2 separate regions of the Mus musculus genome follow, and region 1 is linked to region 2. Evidence: chromatin loops called from intact Hi-C (ENCODE). Cell type or tissue: left cerebral cortex. All regions are shown on one strand. Each heading gives the region's core, and the rest is flanking DNA. Links, peaks and the distances in the headings are about the cores only.

Evidence for each region. Hi-C counts contacts between places; a loop is a spot of excess contacts. Peaks named below come from ENCODE experiments on the same cell type or tissue, not always from the same donor. Only the 100,000 strongest peaks of a DNase experiment are listed, where the experiment ranks them.
Region 1: a loop joins it to region 2, with 2.4 times the contacts of the local background. A loop is called at or near these places in 3 of 42 quality-filtered maps.

What each region holds. Positions count from the first base shown.
Region 1 is chrX:99,960,620-99,972,533 of GRCm38, reverse strand. No RefSeq gene overlaps it. Among named protein-coding and RNA genes, the nearest start is that of Eda, 9.0 kb to the left of the region's middle. In left cerebral cortex, for the core only: no CTCF peak of the experiment used is centred there; no DNase peak of the experiment used is centred there.
Region 2 is chrX:99,866,657-99,878,570 of GRCm38, reverse strand. No RefSeq gene overlaps it. Among named protein-coding and RNA genes, the nearest start is that of Tmem28, 52 kb to the right of the region's middle. In left cerebral cortex, for the core only: no CTCF peak of the experiment used is centred there; DNase peaks (open chromatin) are centred at 4,874 and 5,595.

The DNA.
Region 1 (11,914 bases), core at 1,822-9,821, 94 kb before region 2:
TCTGATATTCCATCATTATTATTTGCTAACCTGCAAAGAAGACATACTACCACATTGCTAAATTCACTCTCTTCACATACCTCTGCACATTAGCCCAAGCTAGTATTTTTAACCAGAAGTATCCCCCACCTCCTCGAAGCTTGATAAATCAAGAATCGGGGTACATATTCATTCCCTTTACTGGCATAGAGATCAGAGGGGTAACTATGGTGCACTTAGTGATTGCAGGTAGCTGGGGGAATTACGAGCTTTTGGAGATAGATTCTCATCTTAGATTATTTACATTTCAGTTATTTGATTTAATACAAGTGATTGTTGTTTGTCTTAGACCACCTCAGTTTTCTCGTGTGGAAAATAGAGATGACATTATATACTTTTAGAAGAGATGCTTTGTAAGATAGCTGTGCTTAAGTGGGATGTGTGGAAGAGGGAAGAGTTTTGCTCTACTCTCTCAGGGCTTTCGGTAATTGAGCCTATTAAATAAACTGACAGCAGGCAGATTAGTGAGAGAAAATGAATGCAAAATGTATGATGTACAAAAAGGCATCCACATGAAAGAAAATGAATGTCAAATATGCAATGAGATTTAGAAATTTATCTATCCTCATAAGGGAGAGGGAGGCAAATGTAGTCAACTAAGGAGATTTGGAGGGGGTGGTGGTGGTGTTTTTTTGGTTTTTGTTTTGTTTTGTTTAGAAAAGTGAGTAGGTCCTGAGGGAAAAAAAGATGGTGACAAAGTTCCTCTGGGTATGATCCTGAACTCCAGGATCCACTTCAGTGATAACTGTTTAGTCAGCCACAGTTGCTGGGATTACCAGAGAAGTAATTCAAGACAATTAAGTTCCTTTTAGAAAACATCCTTCTTCAGAAAAGTTCAGTGGAGCCCCTCCCTATAATTGTTCCAAAGAAACATATTAGGTGTATGACATCCTTCAGAATCTATTTGTCAAACTTAGTGTCACACACACACACACACACACACACACACACCATATATATATTGGATTTTACCCAAAGGGAGTAAGAGTAACCACATATAGCAGTTCTCAAGGACATGATAGAAATGCAGAAAAGTTACATAGTTTCCAGAGTTTGTACTTATCAAATGCTAGTCCCCTTTTATGTATTAAATGTATTAAATTTTGAAATAGAGTCCATATGTACTCACCACCCTCCACTGACTGTTTGATGTGAATATCCATCTTCCTTGTATCCATTTTCTTTGTATTCATCTTCTTTGTAGCTGTCTAATGAACACCTCAAACTCAGCATAGCCAAAGTATGGCTTTCTCTCCAAAAATGTATTATGCTTTGGTATTCTGTAGTTCAGCCATTGGCAACGCCACTCTTCCATTGCTCAGGGAGAAGGAGAAGGAGAAGGAGAAGGAGAAGGAGAAGGAGAAGGAGAAGGAGAAGGAGAAGGAGAAGGAGAAGGAGAAGGAGAAGGAGAAGGAGAAGGAGAAGGAGAAGAAGAAGAAGAAGAAGAAGAAGAAGAAGAAGAAGAAGAAGAAGAAGAAGGAGGAGGAGGAGGAGGAGGAGGAGGAGGAGGAGGAGGAGGAGGAGGAGGAGGAGGAGGAGGAGGAGGAGGAGGAGGAGGAGGAGGGGGAGGAGGAGGGGGAAGGAGGAGGAAGGAGGAGAAGAACAACAATAACAATAACAACGCCCCTTTGAGACCATCCTTGAATGCCTTGACCTTCCCATCTGTTAGTGAATGGTGTTATTTATAACTTTAAAATATATCCAGAGCCCAATTATTTCTTACCACTTCCCTGTCATCACCCTGGTCTATACTCTGTGTCATCTGGATGATTCTTGGATTGGTAAAGCCTTTTACCAAGTCTAGGCCCTTTTGATTCTCCTGCTCTACAACATATTCCCTATAAAGTCATTCTGTTAAAATGATGTCAGTCTCCTCTGCATCAAATCCTCCCATGGCTCACTGGTTTTCTCTGAGTGCTTACTTTAGTCTACCTCATCTGAATACTGAACTTATTTATGGGCTCCTGTCCTAATTCTGTTCTCCCTGCTTACTGTGTTAGTTACTTTTCTGTTGCTGTGATAAAATACCATGACCAAGGCAACTTATAGAAGGAAGGGTTTAGTTGGTCTTATAATTCCAGAAGGAGTATCTATAATGGCAGGAGAGGCATGGTAGTAGGGAAGTAGAGCAGAAAACTGAAGCACTCCAATGCTTGAGAGCAAACACAACACAAAGGGAGAAAACAGGAAGTGGGGCAGGCTACAACCTCTCAAAAGCTACCTCCAGTAGCACAGTTCCTCCAAGTAAGTCTCCACCTACTAAAAGTTCTACAACCTTTAAAAAAAAGTACCCGTAGCCAGGGACCAAGTGTTCAAATACATGAGTCTATGGGAGACATTTAACTTCCAAAGCACCACACTTACCCTCTTCCAAACATGTTAGGACCTTTACTGTTCCTTAAATCACTAATGTATGCTTGATGTATGCTGTCACTTAAAAATTCTTCCATCTGCAGTCCCTCCTTGCTGGAAAGCTATTGCCCCATATAGCTACTTGCCTTCTTTTTTACTCCAGGTCTCCTCTAAAGTGTCACCTAATAAGAAATCTATTATTAACCAACGTTCTAATACGCTCTGTTCCCTCTTTTACCATTTGACATACTGGATATTTATTGATTGTGAGATTCTTTCGCAGCCACAGATAAAATATCAGTTCTATAATGATATAGATTTGTGTTTAATTTTGTGCATTGCTGTCTTAGATAGGGTGTCCTTGCTGTGAAGAGACACCATGACCAAGGCAACTCTTATAAAGGAAAACACTTAATTGGGGCTTGCTTACAGTTTCAGAGGTTTAGCCCATTATCATCATAGTGGGGAGCATGGCAGCATGCAGGCAGACACAGTGCTGGAGGAGCAGAGAACTCTGCATCTTTATCTGAAAGCAGCTAGGAGGATACTGTCTTCCACAGGCAGCCAGGAGGAGGGTCTGGATCATACTGGCCAGACTTGAGCATACATATGAGACCTTAAAGCCCTATCTTGACAATGATACACATCCTCTAACAAGGCCGCACATCCTAATAGTGCCACTTCCCATGTTCCAAGCATATTAAAGCCACCACAATTGCTTTCCCTACAAGACAATGCATGCCATACAATAGGTTTTAAATAATCGTTTGTTGGTGTAGTGAATGAATTCTCCTATGGAAGTAAGGTGAATGAGGCTGGGGCATGGTCAGACATTTTGCAAGACAGCCAAGGATGTTTTCCAATACAGTGATGCAGAAAGAGATAACTGTCTCCTCGTAGGTGACGCCACCTCTGAAGAAAAGGGTGCTCAGGGCCACAATGATAACTGAAAGAATGGAGGTGAGGAATGTTAGTTTAACATTCATCTCCTGGGTGACAGGATTTCTCATTAACTTCCATGAGACTATTTCAACTATAAGGAAACCAAGGTCCACAGGGATAAGATCATTGGAACAAACCCACAGGGATTAAGTGGTACAACACGAATTTGCATCTAGGTCTGACTGGATCAAAAATCCACATTCTGTCCTCAAAATTAGCTCCCACCTATTATCAGATCCCAAATGAAGCTTCATAGAGAGAGCTAAGGATGCAGACTATTGGAGTCCTGGAAGGGTAGAGTGATAAGCCAGCTCAAAGTCACAGTTTCTTTTGTCTGTCTGCTGTTGCCACAATCTTTTACTTCCAACTCCTAGGCTATCATGTATTCGATCCTTAGATGAGTATACTCAGATTGGGTTATATCAGGTCATCTTCCTATACAGTAGTCCTTGATAACTTCTCATTGATGACAGAACAGTGATCTGGCTCCTTGGCCTGATATCCAAGCCCTTCATTTGACCCTGAGCTCCCTTTTCAGCTGTGCTGCCACTCGCTAAGCCTCTGCAACTGCTGCCTCTGGGACTCTCACTACTCAGGAACAAGTGTCTACATCCCCAATTCTTTGCCTTATACTGTCCCTTTTCAGTTTCCATTCTCCTCTTTGTCTCCTTCCTACCATCTCCTCTACTTATTTGGAAAGCAATGCGTTCTCCTTTTTTCAATTCTATACTGATAATCTCTCTCTCTTCTCTCTCTGTGTCTCTCTGTCTCTCTCTCTCTCTCTGTGTCTCTCTGTCTCTGTCTCTCTCTCTCTCTCTCTCTCTCTCTCTCTCTCTCTCTCTCTCTCTCTCGTGTGTGTGTGTTTATGTGTGGAAATGAATGCACCAGCAAGTATGCATCTCTATATGAAAATCCATGACAGGTGTCTTCCAGAATCACTCTCCGTTCTATTTATTAAAGCAATGAGCCGAGGCAAGAGCTCTCTGATTCCTGCTACTCTAGCTAGCTTGCCTTGGAGATGCCCTGTCTCTTTTTCAAGTGCTGGGATTACAAACAGCCACCAGATCTTCCCATCTTTTTACATCAATTTAAGAAATATGAACTATAGTCCTCAAGGCTGCATTAGTCTTACTCTATTCACAGAGCTGTTTTCCCCAGTCCTTATTGATTACATTTAATTGTTTACATTTATGAAATATGTTGTAATAATTCAGCTCATGTATACTACACATGATAATCACATAATAGCATTTCTATCTCCTTAGGCCTCATCCAAGACCTAGCTCATGTTCTACTTCTGATGTGGCATGGCTGCCTGCTGTGTCCTCCATCAGGACACCCTGCCTGTACAGCTTACCTGCCACTCACAGCATGCTATTCATGATTGCTAATTCATCCCCATTCTGTGCAAGTGTCACATTTCCCCATCATACCTTCAATTCTCCTTGAAGGACAGGACTCTGTCCTAGCCCCCATAGGGCCTACCTCAATCCAGGGCTTACCAAATCTTTGCTAATGGATTAAGCACTCTGCACAGATGAATTTTAAGCAGGGTTTTGAAGGCAAAAGTGGTCTGGGTTTGACATAAAGAAGACAGCTGCTCTAGGTGGAAGGCTCAGTAAAATAAAATGCTGAGCACATTTATATAAGCAAGGCAGCCAGGAGTATTTAGAAAAAAAATTAAACACACACACACAAAGGAGGCAGAACAGCAGATCTTTTACTCAATGGAAGAAATGACTATAGTCATAACTGACAAAGAAATGTTTGCAGAAATCCACAAAGAATGATAAGGTTATAGAAATCCCTCTTGCTATAAACACGCAAAATGGGACAACATGGAATAATTATTTTACGATAACTTTGTCGCTACTCATGAGCAGATGAACATATGGGAAAACTTTCACTCCCTAAGAGGCATTTTCATTCAAAAACAGAAAGCCTTAATGGTGGTAGATGTCATTTGCGTCTATGTCCCCAACAATGCTTTTCAGACTCACTTTTTAGGCCATCAAGTAGCATTAAAACACACACGCTACAGATTATTACGCAAGGCCATGCTACATTTACCTCAGATGCAGAAAGAGGCTACTGATTACGTTTTAGTGGAGTGAGACTTTAAGAGAAAATTTACAGTGTGTGTGTGTGTGGGGGGGGGTTACAGTTTCTTATATTCAGAATAACTGTGTGTGGCAGATAAGCCATTGTGTCTGATTTAGCAGTAAAGAACACGAAGTTCTAAGAACTAGACTGATCTACCAGCCTGGGCTTCACTTTCTTACGAACACTGTGGTGCTCAGTTATCACCCTTGTGTTTGTGTAGTTGATCTGACCAAAGCTCTTATTGATTTTTCCCCATGATCTGAATTTTCCAGTCATAGGTAATATGAAACTTACCCCAAGGATCTGAGCTCCAGAAAGGCAAGCCTTCTCCAGGAAATGATCTTAGTTCTATAAGAAACACCTAAAGGCGCCTTAAGTTGTAATAACTATTCCAATCTCAGCACAGCTCAAAACAGGCATGTTAAAACTCATTTTTTTCAAAAAAAGTATTGACCTCTCACTTGGGTCCACAGGTAACTAAAAGAAGGATATAAGTCTGACATCTCTGCCTTCATTTTGTTTCTGTCTCTTTTACTTTGCCTGACTGCACAGAGACAAATCATTGTACTGAACGTGCAGTTATCTTGGATTGTAGAGACAGTGAAACCTCACAGGAGACACTAATCCTACAAGAAGAGGACACTCATCTCTAAGGGCAAGTTTGCATCACCAGTAACTAACAGATTAACAATTTGACGTTTTATCAGACCACTTCACAGGACAGACTAGCTGAGACAGCATTTTAGTTTGTTTCTATAATTAACACCATAAGCAAAATCAATTTGGGAAAGGGTTTATTTTAGCTTACAGCTTATAGTCTATTATAAAAGAAAGCCAGGGCAGGAACTCAAAGAAGGAACCTGGAAGCAAGAACTAAAGCAAAGACCACAGAGGACTGTTGCTTACTGGCTTATTCCCAAATGTATGTTCAGATACATTTCATACAGCCCAAGCCTACCTGTCTAGGGAAGGCACTGCCTACCATGAACTGGGCCTTCCCATACCAATCATCATCATCAATAATAATAATAGTAATAATAATAATATCCACTGACATGCCCATAGGCCAATCCAATGGGAACAATTCTTCAGTTGAGGTTCCCTCTTTACAGATAACTCTAGATTGTGTCAAAATGTCAAACACTAGACAGCACAGGGATTAATGGGTTAAAGGTGGATGTACCACTTAATTATACATGTCTCTTGACCCCTATTGAAATCCAACACTTAAGTCTATCCCACCAGACTTGGGGACATTGGACCAATTTACAATTTTCTCTTTGCAATGTGCTACACTGAATTAGTCTTTTTCTGCTTTTCACCATTGTGACAAGTAGCCAAGCCTTGCTTGCTGGGGATGCTAATGTGTAGACTTTCATTCTATAAAGTTTCCCCATTTAGATAAATGAAGTGTTGGTGTTGAGATATAAGTATTCCACTCATCCAAAAGTAAGAGGGTACATGCCAGGCAACAGCGTTAAGTGTTAGAAATAAGAATACAAAGAATAATCAGTATACATATTTTAAAGTAAACTTTGTTTTTCATAAATGCAATTTCACAGAACAATGCCTTGAACTGGTCTTGGTATCTTTCCACCACCACCACCACCACCACCATCACCACTACCAAAATTCTAAGTTGGGCCAAATCACCAGGATATTTCTAGGAGCTAGGAGTGCTAAATCTTACCACTTTCAGGTGCACGTTGAAGAAAGGATCCAAATTATTCCATTCAAATAATTTCCTGGGACAGCAAAATGGCTTAGTAGGCAAAGGCACTTGCTACCAAGATTGAGTACCTGAGTTCCATCCCAAGAATTCATGAGGTGGAAGGAGAGAGAGGACCAACTCCAACTTCTGCCTGCTGTCTTGTCTTACACACACACACACACACACACACACACACACACACACACACACACACACTGGATAAATAAATGTAAAAAATTTAAAAACAAAAAACGCTTTCCTTAAAAATACTGAGAAAGGGGTGGGGGCTGGAGACATGATTCATTCATTAAAGGTAATACTTCACAACTAAAATTGCTGAGAAAACTAGCCGCCATAGGTTGAGAAACACTAAGAATGTAGCCTCTCTTATAGAATTTAAGCAATTTTCTTGTCTGCCTAGTGCTTGCTGAAGGCTCAGAAATAGTTGGGTAAACTCTCTGGCGCCTGGAAATATGGAAATTGTAGAAGCTTCGGTTCTACAAGCTCCAAGTTGAACTTGAGTCTTAGATATTAATGTTTAGTAATACAATTATACTTTTGTATAATATACATATAAATCAAATGATAGAATTGGGATGGATGAAAGAAGGTATGAGAGAATTTGTAAAATGCAAAATATTATCTAAGTATATTATCTTAAAGTAAGAGTGTAATCTGTAGTCTCTTTCTGCACCAGAGGTCTACGTTTCGTGGCATGTTTTCTAAAAAGGCAAAACACACAAAAATACAAAGTAGCAGATAATTTTATTAAAAAGTAAAAAATGAAAACAACAGAATGGATACATTGCAAGGAAACAGCACACCATCTGAATTCTAGTACTCAAGAGTACCTCCTTATTGGGATGGAAGAGCAAGTTGCTAGGGATGAAGTTTAAGTGTTCTGCTCTTTGATTGACAGACATGGGTTATGTTAGTACTCATTGTGTATGACCTTTCCTATGATTCACCTGATTTTAATCATTTGCATACCCAGTCATGCATAGGCGTAAGATTTATAGTAAGTAGAAATTTTTCCCTGAAAGTTCATTGTGAGGCTAGATGTTTTACTCACATGTTCCTACAACCAGTTTAGACTGGATTGGTGCTTTTCACCGAGTTCAGGATGGGTTTGATCACCAAAGGTGAGTTATTAAGGAGTTGCTAGAGAGGAGCATCCCACTGCATTGTTTGGAGTGTGTTATAGCTGCCACTTAACATAGGTCAGAACCCAAGAAATTCATTACTAAATGAATTTCTGTGAAATGGGTGTGTGTGTTGCTCAAGTCAAGTGGAGTCCCAGGTTGCTAAGCTTTCTCCATGTTTCCCTGATTGAATAGCTGTCTTGTATGTAGTACCTACTATGGTACCATTTGGGACAAAGTTGTACTTTAATATCACTTGATCTTCAGAAATAGCCTTAATGGTATATTCTTCTTTTTCCTATATGTTGAAAAATAAAGGCTCTGTGAAAAGTAATATGTCTAATCCATATGGCAAATGACAGTGCTATGGCTCAAATCTAGATCTGTCCTGATTCAAAAGTCCACATTCTTTCCACCATAGTATGATGGACAGTTTATTTTTGGTACTCAAAAATTCAAGAAAAGGCCAAGAAGATGGCTCACCCTACAAAACCAATTGCCACCCAAGCAGGAGGCCTTGTGTTTGATTCCCCAGAAACCATGTAAAATATTGGGTGTGCTTGCATGCCTCTCTAATCCCAGCACTCACTCATTGAGATGGGGGGCACAGACAGGTGAAGCTTGTGAACTGGCTAGCGTGGACAATCAAGACAGACATTCCCTCAACAAGGTGGAAGGCAAGAACCTCCTCAAAGTTGTTCCCAGACCTCCACTTATGCACAATGACATGCATGCACACATAGTTACATATTTATACACACAAGATAGAAAAAGTAATAGATTTAATATTTTAATTCAAAGAATAAGTTCTCCATGATGCTTAATATGAAATTATGTTAGATGGTAGTATTCTTTCCTCACTCCTATAGGGTCTTGGAGTCTAATGGAAGGTGCTATACGGAACCAAAACCAAATTAGATCTCTGAAGTCATAAAGGAAATAAGAAAACTCTAACTACAGAAAGTAGAAACTCCAAAGATTGCACAAGGTACAGTCCAAAAGAAGTGTTGGCATGCCCAGGGCTCTGGAAGTGTCTGAAAATTGCTACCACAAGAGTAGCCTTAGTGGGGACTAGGAAATGTAGCTCAGTGGTGGAGAGCTTGCCTGGCGTACATGAAGCCACAGGTTACATCCTTAGCATTGAGGAGGAGAAGAATCATGGTAAGGAGGTGGGGTGAATCATCTCGGGGGCTTTATATTTGTTCTTTTATTTGTCTACTTGTTATTTCACTCATGCATCCACCCACATTTCAGAGAGATTTGACTATCAGTTTACTTCTGTACACTGTGTGAGCTAAAGGATGAAAGACCTGGAGAACAAATCCAGCATCCCATAAACCTACAGCAGCCCTGACCATCATCTTAAGCCTTCTTTTCACACAAGTTCATTTCAGTCAATTTAAGGATTTTGTCTTGCCTGTGGGAACTTCTATCCAATTAACACTGGTAACACAAGCTTTGCTTGACTGAAAGATGCCTTACATGCTGGCTGCTGAAGAAGACGCTTCCACAAACTCCTTGGCTAGGAGACTGCAAACTAAGCTTTACCTGGCAAATGAAAGCAGGATGCATAGAGACAGGAGTCGAGACATTAAACCCACGCCTTGTGCAGAAAGCTGCCTTTCGAAATGTGCCAAATTATATGGGAGTAGAGAGACTAGCCACCTGACAGAGAAGACCTTACATGATCTGAGTGCCACTGCTATTCATATTTATCAGAAGTTGGACCCTTAGACTTAAAACCTTAACCCTGTAACACCAGATGTGACACCCCAAGGGCATCAGAATCCTTCTTTCTTTTAACTTCTTAAATGAAAAGCAAAACAAACAAAAAAAAACCCCAAATTTTCAAACCCGTCTTCTCATCTTCTATTCAAGAAATTTGACATCATGAAAGGCCCTTTGGAGACCAACTAGTCTGCCCAAGTATTTTTCAAGAAGAAAGTAAAGCTTTCAAAAGCCTTTAAGTTAACAAATATGTTGGGCTAAAACCCAACTGGTTCTCTCTGTCTTTTATCACTCAAGAAACTACTTTACATTCTTCCATAAGACAATCTTTAAGTCGTTTTCAAAACACGGGAGTTACTCCTGTTTCTGTTTCATTCCTGCCTCCAGAAGCATGAAGCTGAAATCCACTAGAGATTCCTGGCCTAGCTTCTGACTTCTCGTTCCATTCCTACCAGCTCTGACAGTTTGCTCCGATTGTACTTGTCCTTGACCTTTTCCTGCATCTCATTCCTATGCTCATCACCAGATGAGCAGTAAGTTCTCCTTCTCCCTCTGCCTTTTCAGACCCCGCCACCAAAAAGGATCTTTGCAACTGACCATGATTTGTTAATTAGTAACCTTTCTTCTTCAAGTTGGCCCCTAAGTGTGCTCCTAACATTCTGAAATTTAAGGAGAAAAATGGAATGTTTCTTGTATAAATAGTTTGGATAAATGCCTTTGGTGGAGATCAGAATTCTCAGGTTAACTGGCTAGAGGGAGTACTGGTTGGACTTGGCTGGTACCATTGTTGCTCTGAAAGTCTTCTAAAAAGAACTAGTTACATTGAAACAATCATGGTGAACTGAGCTGATCTTTCCTGTACAGAAAAAAAAAGGGCCAAAGGATAGGTCCCACCTGGGCCTGTAATTCCTTGCACAAAGATAATCTAGGGTTAAAGATTAAGTACTTAAAGGTTAAAATCCTGTCTCTGGTGAAAACAGAAAAGAAACACATGTAGACATTTTAACTCATAAGCCAATGAAAGAAACCATAAGATGGAACCAGTTCAGAACAGAACTCAAAAATGAAGGGATTTTCACATTAACGGAAAACTGCTCTATGTCCAAGGGACAGAAATCCATTGCACAGCACCATTGTGAATTCCTTTGCATTTCTGAGGATAAGAGCGTTTTGCATTGTTCTCGGTTGTCTACAACTTATAAATTGTTAAATAGTTCAAGGCCAATGGGAGGCCCAGATAACCTTGAGGAATGCACCAGTCAGAACATCCAGTAATCGCTTTTTGCCCATTTAGTCTTTCACAATTTTCTCTGACACAGGAAAGAACTGTTGTAATCAGCTAGCTTTTAGGTCAGCAGGCCGTGTAACCCTTGGGGAACAGGTTAGGGATGGCAGCCTAGATGTTGGCCTAGGAAAACTGCTGGAAGGGTAATTTGACACTTAAAAGAGAGTTAACAATGCCCAAGAAGGATTAAAGAAACCAAGGGTGGTTTGTCCAAAACCTCAGGAGCTAGGAAATCTGACAAGTGGAGAGATCCACCCATGAGACTGAAAGCAGCCGGTGATGGCCTGACAGGCTCTGCTTAAAGGAAAACACATGTCTCTCCCCTTGTCTACTCTCACAGAGCCCAGCAAAGACATCTGGTTGAAATACACCTTGATCCTTGCCTGGCAACAGAGTACAAATAAATACAATCTTCGTGAACAGGCTCACTGGGAACCTCAGGAACACACTAGGGAGGATTGTGAAGAATTCTGTCATTTTTCTCTTGCACTTCACACGTTGTGTAACTGATTTTCTATTGACTGCCCATCCACCTTTGAGTTTGATGTATGTCTGAAAACCAGTAGAGGCACCCAAATCAAAAGCAAACCAAAGGGGTTTGGTTGATGGTTT
Region 2 (11,914 bases), core at 2,164-10,163:
GCAGAGAACAGCACCTGAACCCGGGCCCTCCAGAAGATCAGCTAGTGCTCATAACCACTAAGTCATCTCCCCAGCTCCAAATAATACACTTTCATAATCAAAGTGTTTAATAATGTATGTACATACCCTAGGTTCTGGGATAGAATTGACCTTTGCTTAACAGGGTAGTATATATAGCCTCAGGAATGTTGAATGAGGTTTTTTTTATTTTTTTTTTTTATTTTATTTTTTTTTTTTCTCAGCCCTCAAAAGCTTCTCCCAAGCCTCTTGGTCACCAAATCTTGCTCACCTTTTAGAGCCTATATCACATGAACCTTTCTCAATGAAACCTTTCCTGACTTAATAGAGTAGGCTGTGGTCATTTTATCCCCATGTTCCCACAGAGTCTGTTCAAACACACACACCTTTCCTAGAGACTTCATCGCAAAGGACACTTTCTTTACCTATCTTCTTTTCTGTCTATACTATGAAATAAGAGAAGGCAGTGATTATTTCACATCTGAATCTCTAACCCTTATTATAGTCTGTAGCACAAGTTTTATTACAGGGGTGGGGGGACAGGAAAGGAGTAAAGGAAACTTTATTGAGTTTATTGGTTCTTATCTCTCTGCTGTGGCTCAAGAATGTATATATCTCCTTTAAACCTAACTCTATCTGATCTGTCTGTTGGAAAATGTGTTTTTATGTGGCTACATAACATTACTTGTGATGTGTGTGTGTTATTTTTTTACAGCCAGAATCCTCACAAGTTCTTTTCTTCCAGTGCTAAAAAGAGAATTTTTGCACACACTAGGCAAGTTTACTATCACTGAGCAACATCTCCAGCTCTTACCAGCTTCATCCTGCCTTTAGGCTCAAAGTCCTCAAATAGTATCCTATTAGGATCACATTCATCTACACTCATTTCCCAAGAGGTAAAGTAACAAGAACCTTTAAATCTCATTGAAAATGTTCCCTCTACCTGTAGCTTGAGCTCCATGTCTTCAGTCTGAGACTTTAGCTGGGCCTATCCTTTTCTGTTCCTTTCTTCTGTGTAGTTAATAAGCTTTCTAGTCACACTGATCCTCCTGTAGCTAAATGCTTTTCATTAGAAATGAAAACAACATATATATATATATATATTTTTCTGATGTGAGTGCACATATGTGTGTGAGTGCGGGTATGCATGTGTGTGCATGCATGTGAGCATGTGCACACATATCTTTATACGTACAAGAATGCAGACACCTACAGTTGATATGGAGTACTTTCTTCAGTTGTTGTACACCTTATATGCTGAGATGAGGATTTCCAGTTGAACCCAGAGATGACCATAGCAGGCTTGCTGTGGGACTCTGTCTCTGCCTCCTGTGCAATGGGATCACAGGCTGACCAGTCAGTATTTATGATAGTGCTAGGAATCAGAACTATGCTCTTCATCTGCTGAGCCTTGAAATAAATGAGTTTACAGTTTATGTTGATTTTTTTTTCTGGTAGATGTCAGATGGGCTCGGCTGGCACATGTTATAGAGCACGCAATCCCCATTCTTATTTTTGGCCTTGGTCCTGTCTGACTTGGATGCTTGACCATTTTACTCAGACTCGTTACCTGGAAAGTTTGGCTTGGTGCCACCACACAGTCTGGTAGGATTCCCTGTCCTTTCCAGAATCCGATTTATCCATCTAACTTTGCCAGAGGACTGGAGAGTATTGCTCACTACATTATCTTTTGGCTCTCTAAAACTCTGTACTTGCCCAGTACCTTTTCTGGTTCCTGAGAGAATTAGTCTGCTTCCATGGATAAGGAGGGCACTTTCCCTTTGTAACACAAAAGAGGTCTCTGTTATACTTTAGCTATCCAGCTAGTGCTTCCATAACTCTTCTTAGGTGGCTTAGTGAGAAAATCACAATGATATAGACTTATGAAGATATCATGATGGAAACCATTATTTTGTATGCTAATCAAATAATGATAATAATAGCGTTAAAAATAAACTGATTTTTTTTTCTGTTTTTCATTGCCTGTTTCTTTTTAAAAAATGTTTTACTGTTTTTCTGGTATTGTAATTTAATTACTACATTTTTCCTTTCTTTTCTCCATTCAGTATACCCCTCCCACTCTCCCTCAAATTCATTGACTCTTTTTTATTGTTATTGTATGTGGGCATATGTGTATATATGCATATTATATATATATATATATATATATATATATATATATTCCTAAATATAACATTTCTGTCCCTACTATGTAACCTGTATGTGTGTTTTGGGGGCTGACCTTTTGGCACTGGACAAGCAATTGGTGTGCTGTTCCCTGGGGAAGACCACCTTGCCTTCTCCCAGCTTTCTTCTGTTACCTCTAGTTCTTTGTGTAGGATTGAGGCCTCATGGACTTTTCCTCATCCACCTGGCATATTCACTGGTGTCATCCTTGTTCAGCTCACAATTGGACTTCCATATTAAGGAGACTTTAAGTGTATAGCTCCTGTTTTACTAGGAGACATAATCTCACAGCAAAGTTCCTGATCTCTAGTTCTTAAAATTTGCCTGCCTTCTCTCCTTCAATATTCCTTGAGCCTTCAGTGTGGGAGTTGTTTGATTTGTAGATGTATGCCTTGGTACTGAGCTCCACAACTCTGCATTTGATTGGTTGTGGCTTCTTTACTGGTCTCTGTTGCCAAGAGAAGTTTCCTTTATGAGGGGTAAAGGCTACACTTACCTGTAGGTATAAGGACAAATGTTTATAGATTGATGGTATTATGCTGGTTTATTTATTAAATTATTGGTTATATATGCTCTTCTAATAACTTCATTAGCACTGAGTATTTAACAAGGTTTCCAGTGCTAGGTATAGTATCCTTTTTGTTGAGCAGGTCTTGACTCATTTAAATAGGGATGCCTCCCTCCATTCATCGGCCCAGAGACCAAGCCAACCTTGTGCTGTATGATCTCATTCCCTCCACATCGTTTGTTGTTCCAGGATTTGATAATCTGTTCCAAGCTAACCCAATCAACGTAATTCTCTGGAACCTGGAACTGGTACTGGGATACATAGCGTGGCAGCCAGTCATTAAAGCTGGGCCACCATGAGTGGTGATGCATTAATGAAGATGGGCCACTAACTTCCATTTGAGGCTGCAGAACAGTACTGATTCTTGTCCTTACTTGCAGCAATTCTTTCTTCTATGCCTTGCACCCAAATAAGACTTAGACATTTACATGTAATGAACAAAGCATCGGGACTACAAATGGTCCTCCATTTACAGTGTTTTGTTGTTCTGTTTTGTATAGTATGGAAGTAAAACACATTCAATAAAAAAAAAAACATACCTTCAATTTTTATCTTTTCTGGAGCCAGTGACATGTCTCGTTCCCAGTCAATCATATGATCACAAGGCTAAATAACTCACGTTCCACAGTATAACATGTTGCAAAACATGAGTTTTATGCATTAAGTTGGATTTCTTTAACTTTTACAGTGTCTTCAATTTATGACGGGTATATCCAGCTCTACAACCATTGTAAGTTGAGGAGCATGGGCAACTCTATCCTTCTCTGACACACTACTATCCTAGGCCTGAAAAGAGATTGTTTTCATTGTTCATGCCAATGCTGACCTATTAGAGCGTTTTGCTAGCTGTTCCGCTAAGAATGACTTTGAAGCAGAATCAGCACTGAACTTAGGCTTAAATTTCTCCCATGGCGAAGGAGCGAGCAGTAGCATTGTTTGACAGGTATTTTCAGACCTCCTCTGAGCTAATATCTGGAAGTGCTTCTGCCTATGAGCCTGTGTGGCCTCCTTCTGAAGTCTGTTTGTCTAGTTCATTAACTCTGTGACCTTGGACAGATTTCTTGCCTTCTTTGAGCTCCAGTTCCTCGTGTGTAAAATAGAGGTTGGGTTAGACAATCACAAGGTCTCTGCTAGTTCTATGGATCAGGACAGCCTCCTTCAAGGGTCAACATCAGATGCCCCATCTCTTCCTGCTTCCCCCAACCCCTAGTCTGCTTCCCCTATGCAACAGAACTCCCTTAGTTCTGGTGTCTTGTTGAAAGGCATCTCCAGTTCTCCATTCGTTGGCAATGGGGAGAGGAGCCAGGCTTTGAGCCCCAGGAGTCACCAGCCCCTTTTCTGCTCAGGTTATGAACCCACTTCCCCAGGTTTTTTTTTTTTTAATGATTCACTCAGCTGCCCCTCCCTTACCCTTGGGAATGACCTTCCAGAATGTTCTCTCTTCAGTTTTGCAGTAGGAAGACACTTCACATGCTGAGTTTTAGGAACAGACAAAATCCATCAATGGCAAAATAGTTGCTTTCTCCTGCCCTCCCTCCTCTGGCCCCTCGAACTCTGTCTCTACATCATGTGCCACTCCAATCAGGCTCACACCCCGGGCACAGGCTGCAGCCCCTCCCCCTTCCCTTCTCCCTTGAAACAGCCCCGTATTCCCCACAACTTTCTCTGTTCAGCCTTGGCTGCCTCAGCTTGTTCCTTTCCCCTTGCTGGGCTCTTCATTCTGGTAACTCAGCCTTTACCATCTCCCCTCCCTGCCACCCAGCTCCAGCCCCGTTGCTCCCCTCATGGGCCTCTCCCTCTGCAGCTGCTACAGACTGAATGAGCACAACAACAACAACAACAAAAAACCTTACCACATGTATTGAAATGAAGCTCTCCTTGGACAACTGCAGTTTTCCCTGGGCAGGATTTCAGTCTGATTTTCTCAGGGTTCCCATAGAGCCAGAGTTTCTGCCCAGAGCTCCCCCCACAGATGTCTGGGCCTGTGGTGAACCAGAGCCCTTTGCTTGTCTGGCCAGTTCTGAAAGACCAGACTCCTCCCACTCCCAACATCTCTGTCCACTGTTCATGAGCCTAACAAACAAGTGAGGGCAGAGGAAAGTTAGCCAAATGGGGCAGGGAGTCTGCCCCAAGAGGGTTTGTTTAACTCAGAACCCTGAGCCCCCAGGGCAGGGATCCAAACTCCCCTTACTGAAGCAGAAACCAATCTTGCAAACAAACAGATAAACAAATGATTACCAGTGAGTCAGGAAGGGCTGTTAAGGGCTGGAGAGTTCTGAGCTGTCCCTGGCACTTACCCCAACGCTTAGGCCTCAAGATTGCCCAGGAGGGCCTGGAAGTGGGATTGAGTCTCTAAAACCTAATCTCTGCCCAAGCTCTGAGCAGCTGAGCTGGATGGTGTGGGCCTCCCCGTCAATCACTGCCTCTTTCTTCCTGGGCCTCTCCATCTTGAATCCCACTCCAGCTCATTTTGCTTTAAAAGCCTGGGCTCTTGCCCATCTCCACTGTGTATCTCTGTCATCTTTTGGCAGTCTTTCAGCATCCTGAACCACATTTTAATAGCCACAAAATGGTTTTGCCACCATGTACCACCACTCCATATGGGTTCCTTTTCAAATGCCCCTAGGAATTGTGAAAATGACCCCAGGAAACACTTTACCTCCTGCCCGTCCCTGTTTCAGTATCCTGGATATATAGTTATTTAAGTTATCTGAAGTCACCAAGAGCCCTGTTCAATCTCCATAACACCTACATGCTGTGGGACAATTACAACACCCAGGCTCTGGGTATCAGGCAGGCTGCCAACTTGTACTTTCCTATCTTTGTCCCTTTCTGCCATTCCCAGAAGAAGCATTAGGTGCTGGTACCAAGCATTTAAATATTTAGAGGGCTTGGTGAAGAGTGAGGCTTCCTGTATGTCCTAGCTTTCAGCCTTGACCATGGGGATGGACAGTCATTGTCCAGTTCTAGGACCAGGCTTCAAGTTTCACAGATAGAGCTATGCCTTGCTATTGAACTCAAGCTTTAGCACAGTATCCGTCATATAGGAGTCACTCAAATATGCTGAAATGTTTATGGGGAGATAGCTAAATGGGTAAAGCTGACAGCAATACATTTCAGGGCCTGCTGTGACCTTCTCTCTGGAAGTAAGATCTGTAGGCTCACGAGTTAGTTTTCTGGGAATGCTATAACAAGCTAGCCCAAAACAACAGCTTATAACAGCACCCGTGGACAAGCTCACAGCTCTGTATATCAGAAATCTGAGTGGGCTCAGCTGAATTCTCTACAGGTCCCATAAGCCTAAGATCAAGGTTTGAGCTGGCTTGCATGTTTAAAGCCAAGTAAGTATCGAATTCCAAGTTTATTTAGGTTATTGGCAGACTCCACTTCCTTGTGGCTGTTAGTCTCAGACCACATTTCCCTGTTGGCTGTCATTGGAGGTCACTCACTGCTAGGAGAGGTTGCTTGCATTTCTTCTCATGCGCCCTCTTCAAACTGGCAACAGTGCCTCAAGTCTTTCTCATCTCCTTGTCGTTGCCTTCTGCCAACAGATGGAGAAAGTTCAGTGCTTTTAAGGACTCTCATAATTAGATTAGATCCATCCAGATGTCCTCCTTTTTCTTTCGCCCTTTTTATTAGTTCTTTGAGAATTTTCTACAATGTATTTTGATCGCATTTACTTTTCTTCCTCCAACTCCTCCCAGATTGTCCCCTGTCCTGGTTTGTGTCCTCCTTTTTTCTAAAAACAAAAACAAACCCACCTATCAAGTCTAATTTGTGTGGTCCACAAGTTCTTGAATGTGTGGCCTTTTACTGCAGTGTGATTGACCTACCGGGGTCATATCCTTACAGCAAAGGAGCTCTTCCTTTCCAGAAGCTATCAATTGTCAATAGCTCCCCAGCTAGTAGTGAAACTTCATGTCCACCTCCCCTTTCCATGTTGAGATTTGGTCTGGCTTGAACTTGCACAGATCTTGTGCATGCTGTTATAATCGCTGTGAGTTTTTATGTAAAACTGCTCTGCTGTGTCCAGAATATACTGTTTTGTTATAGTCATCTATTGCAGTTGGCTCTTAATGATCCCTGAGCCTTGGGAAGAGGGGTATGACCACCCCACAATCTCTTGTTCTGTGAACCTTGTCTTGTTTTGGTCTCTGTGTTAAACAGTATCTACCACAAAAAGAAGCATCTCTGATGATGGTTGAGAGGTGTATTAATCTATGGTTATAAAGAACAAGTCACTAGAAGTTAGTTTGGTAGGTTCTCCCCTAGGATGTCTTTCTAGATTTATGTTCTTAGTTCCAGTAACAGTGCCAGGTATGGGTCTTATCTTGTGGAGCAAGCCTTAAATCCAATCAGAAAGTGGTTGGTTACTCATATGGTATTCTTGTCTTTCCAGGCCAGTCATTATTGTAGCTGTTGGAGATTGGAGATTGGCAGCTGGGTAAGACTTTTCTTATTACTTTTCTCCTCAAGTGTGCATAGCACTTTCTAGCCTATGACAGCCAGTCAGATGAGTATTAACTTGACTTCTCCGAGTTCTGTGACTCAAGTAGTGTGGTGTCTTCAGCAATAAGGTATTACTATCAAGTATGGAAGATAACTAAGATAATTGGCAATAGCCTGTAATGTTGGAAGAGTCAATAGGACCTCATGGACCAACAACACTAAAAGGGGTAACCCATTCCTGGCACTAGGGCTTTTATTTGTTAGTTTGTGACGTCTAGTAGGAGCATTGCCATCCCATTATAGGGTGGGCCTATTTAGACTCATTTTATATCCATCCATGTATGTACTTGAAGAAGCTTCTGTTGCAGTACATTTCTACATGGCATTTTGGAAAGAAAGATCTTTAGTGTCAGTGATCCCTCCCTTATTTCCTCCTATCTTCGGCTCTTCCATCCCCCAACAAGATTTAACCTTTTTCTGTCCCATTATTTCCCTTTCTCCTCTCTCTAAAGCCCCAATCCCCTCTAAGCCCTTTCTACTTTCCTGACCTCTATGAATATTTCAAAGGAAACACATATCTGAAGATTCAAATCTAACACTCATAAGCAAGATAACATATGTAATATTTGTCTTTCTGGGTCTAGGTTACCTCATTCAGGATGATTTTTTTTTGTTTGTTTCTAGCTCTGTCACCTTACCTTAAGATTGCATAATTTCATGGTGATTTTACAGCTGAATAATACTCCACTGTGTAAATATACCACACTTTCATTATCCATATATCAGCTGATGAAATCTCTTTTTATGGTGCTGATAGACACAAAATATGTCACTTACTCTATTTATATGTTACATACATTTATGCTGTTAGGTAACCACCATTATCAAAGTCTGCTTTAGAACATTTTGATTTTCTCAAAGTGAAACACTGAATCCATTTAAAAAGATACAAATAAACCCTCCTGTATTACTTTACTTTCTGTTTCCATGATGAAGACAATTATCAAAAGCAACTTAGAGAAGAAAAGGTTTAATTCATCCTTTTCCCATTAATTTACTTATTTATTCACTTTACATCCTCATCTATGCCTCCTGATCTCCCCTCATACAGTCGTCCCCCCCCTTTCCTCCTCCCCGTCTCCTCTGCCTGGGTATCAGCCCACCCTGACACATCGTCACAGCAGGACTAGGCTCATCCTCTTCCAGTGAGGCCAGACAAGGCAGCCCAGTTAGGGTATTTCACCTACAGACAACAGCTTTAGGGACAGCCCCTGCTCCAGTTGCCGGGGGACCCACATGAAGACCAAGTTGAACAATTGTATATCTGTGCGTGAAGGGGGCTAGGTCTGTCCCATGTTTGCTCATTAGTTCAGTCTCTGAGAAACCCCAAGGGTCCAGGTTAGTTGACTGTTGGTCTTTCTGTGGAGTTCCTATCCCCTCTGGGTTTTTCAATTCTTCCCTGAACTGTTCCATAAGACTCTCTGAGCTAAGTCCGATGTTTAGTTGTGGGCCTCTGCATCTGTTTCAGTCAGCTGCTGGGTAGAGCCTCTCAGAGGACAGTTATATTAGGCTCCTATCTGCAAGCATTACAGAGTATCAATAATAGAGTCGGGGATTGGTTCTTGCCTATAAGATGGGTCTCAAATTGAGCCTCTAAAGATTGGCCATTCCTTCACTCTCTGCTCCATCTTTGTCCCTACATTTCTTGTTGACAGGGCAAATTTTGGGTTGAAAGATTTGTGGGTGGGTTGGTGTCCTTATCCCTCCACTAGAGGTCCTGCCTGGCTACAGGAGGTGGCCTTTTCAGGTTCCATATCCATAGGCTTATTTTATCTTATAGTTTACATTTCTGCACAATGGAAAACCAGGACAGGAACTCAAGCAGGGTAGAAACCTGGTGTGTGTGTGTGTGTGTGTGTGTGTGTGTGTGTATGTGTGTGTGTGTGTGGGTGGGTGGGTGGGTGTTTTGAGACATGGTTTCTCTGTCTAACCCTGGTTGTCTTGGAACTCACTTTGTAGACCAAGCTGGCCTCAAACTCACAGTGTTGTTCCTGACTCTACCTCCTGAGTGCTATGATTAAAGGCGTGTACCACCATCACCTGGCATATATGTTTTTTATCAATTTTTTCACGTAGCATAAATGTTTTACAGGTTTGTCCGTGTTGCAGCATGTATCAGGGTTTCCCTTTTATAAGAGCAAATGGGCCATTGAATATAATGACTGGGAGAGACATATAGCTTACCACATGTATAGATTCTAGGAATTAGGACTTGGAGTCTTGGGGATTTTCTTAGAAATTCTGTTTATTTCAGTCTCTGCTCCAAGGATGTGGACTGATACTATTTCCCACCTCTGAGTAAAGGAGAAGACTATCTGGAGAAGGGTAAGCGTGTAGTGGCTAGAATGGAGAATGATCTGGGCAGTGTGGTGGGATACTCATCTGTTCCATATACCTATGGGATACTCATCTGTTCTATATACCTATGTTGTACAAGGTGCTGATGCTGAGTTTAAAAACTGAGAGAGAACTGTTTATATGTCCATTTGACAGAGGCAAACTGAGGCTTAGAAACTTATCCAAAGCATTACAACCTCTACAAAGAAACATGCATTGGACTGCAGGCTGGAACTGCCTCCTAAGTCTGGAAATAAGAAGACAATGCCTAATCTGGGAGGAAATGACCAGGTGGTTCTTGCAGTTATTTCTCACTAAGCAGGCTACCGAGATCTCTAAATTTGCCAGCACAATAGATGGTGACTGCTGTTGACTGAAAGCTATGTCCCATCTAAACTCATATGTTGGTACCCTAACCTCCAGTGTAACTGGCTACTGGGAGACAGAACCCAGGATATGACCAGGAAAGTTAAATGAGGTTATAAGGAGTAGACCATGATCTGGTATGGCTAGTGCCCTTGTAGAAGAGGAAGGGACACCAGATCAGCCTTTCTAACACATGAAAATTTGATGAGAAGACATCAGCCTGGAAGCCTGAAAAATTCTTCCAAGAAGAAGCTAACTGCCCAGTACCTGGAATGTGGCCTTATGGTCCCCAGAAGAGTAAAAAACTAATATTCTCTTGTTTCAGCTATGTAGTTTGGAGTATTTTTGTTATGGCAACTCAAGTTAACTACTTCAGTGATCGTGATACACAGCAGCAGAAACAAAGACTTAAAGGAAGTTCCCAGCCCACTGTGCAATCTTTGCACAGTGTATTTGACCTTTCTAGCATTCACTGGGGACCAGCCTAGGTGTCCTGCAGGGTTGGATTCTACAGTCTTGGAGGAACGGGAGAAAGGGCTAGTGTCTAAGTCTCTGGCTAGCTTGGTACAGCTGTCCGTGGACAGGGCAGTGTTGTGAGAGCAGCTGGCACTCTGGGTGCAAGGCCACCACCCGAAGTGAGGCCAAGAAAGTTGCAAAGGGAATTAGCTACAGCTGAACATCTGCAGCAAGAAGGGCAAGTGCATAGTGCCATCAATGTGCAATTCATTTGTGATTGTGAACAGCATATTTGGGATGTGACAGCAGAGTGCAGGGTCAAGCAGCCAGCAGAGCTGGGGTGGTTTGGAAGCAGTTCAAGACTCTGAACTGAAAAGTCATTTTTTGGGGAAAGACCATGAGCATCTGTTTCAACTCTGAGACTGGCTCCTCTCTCCCACTGTTGCTGCTTTCTTTTGTTAGACTATGTAGGTCTAGGCTGTGGCCTTTGGGAGCAAAGCTCTCAGTTGTTTAATGGCATCTCGGCCTTGGGGCTGTGCATTAGTTATCCACCATTGTGTAACAAATTACCATACATCTAATGACTTAAAACAGCAGGACTTTTTGGTTCATGGTTTTCATGCATCAGAAATCTGGGCACAGCTTAGCTGGTTCTCTGCTCAGGTCTCCCTAAGTTAAAATCAAGGTGTCTGCAGGGCTACAATTTATCTGGTTGCTGGAAATGTTCACTTTCTTGTGATTGTAGGACTTAGGCTCCCATTTTCTTGCCAGCTGTTGGTCAAGAATTACTCTCCTCACTAGGGGTCAACCTGAGGTCCTTGCCATGAACCTCTTGCCATAAGTAATTCTCAATATGATTACTTCCTCAGTGTCAAAAACAATTTATCTCCTTTCTTCTCCTTCAATTCACCCTCTTTGTGGGTGTCTCAAGGTTACTGCTGCTATGATAAAACAGTATAACCAAAATCAAGATGGGAGGAAAGAGCTTATTTATGTGGCTTACACTTCCACATTGTAGTCCGTCATAGAAGGAAGTCAGGACAAGAACTCAAACAGGCAGGAACCTGGAGACAGGAGCTGATGCAGAGGCCCTGGAGGAGTACTGCTTGCTGGCTTGCTCCCTGTGGCTTAGTCAGCCTGCTTTCTTATAGAACCACCCACAGTGGGTTTAGCCCTCCCTCCATCAGTCACCAATTAGGAAAATGCTCTACAGTTTTGCTTATACCTGGATCTTGTGGGGTCATCTTCTCAACTGAGGCTTCCTTGTCTCTGATGACTCTAGCTTGTGTCAACTTGACATAAAACTAGCCAGCCTAGCGGTTGTGTGTGTGCTATGGAGCACATGTGAAGGTTACGTGGAATGGTTGTCTCCTTGTACCTTTCTCAGGAATCCAATTTAGGTAATCAGACTTGCATGTCAAGAGCCTTCTCCATAGCCCCACCAATAATCACATTGTAAGACTCCGGGGAGCC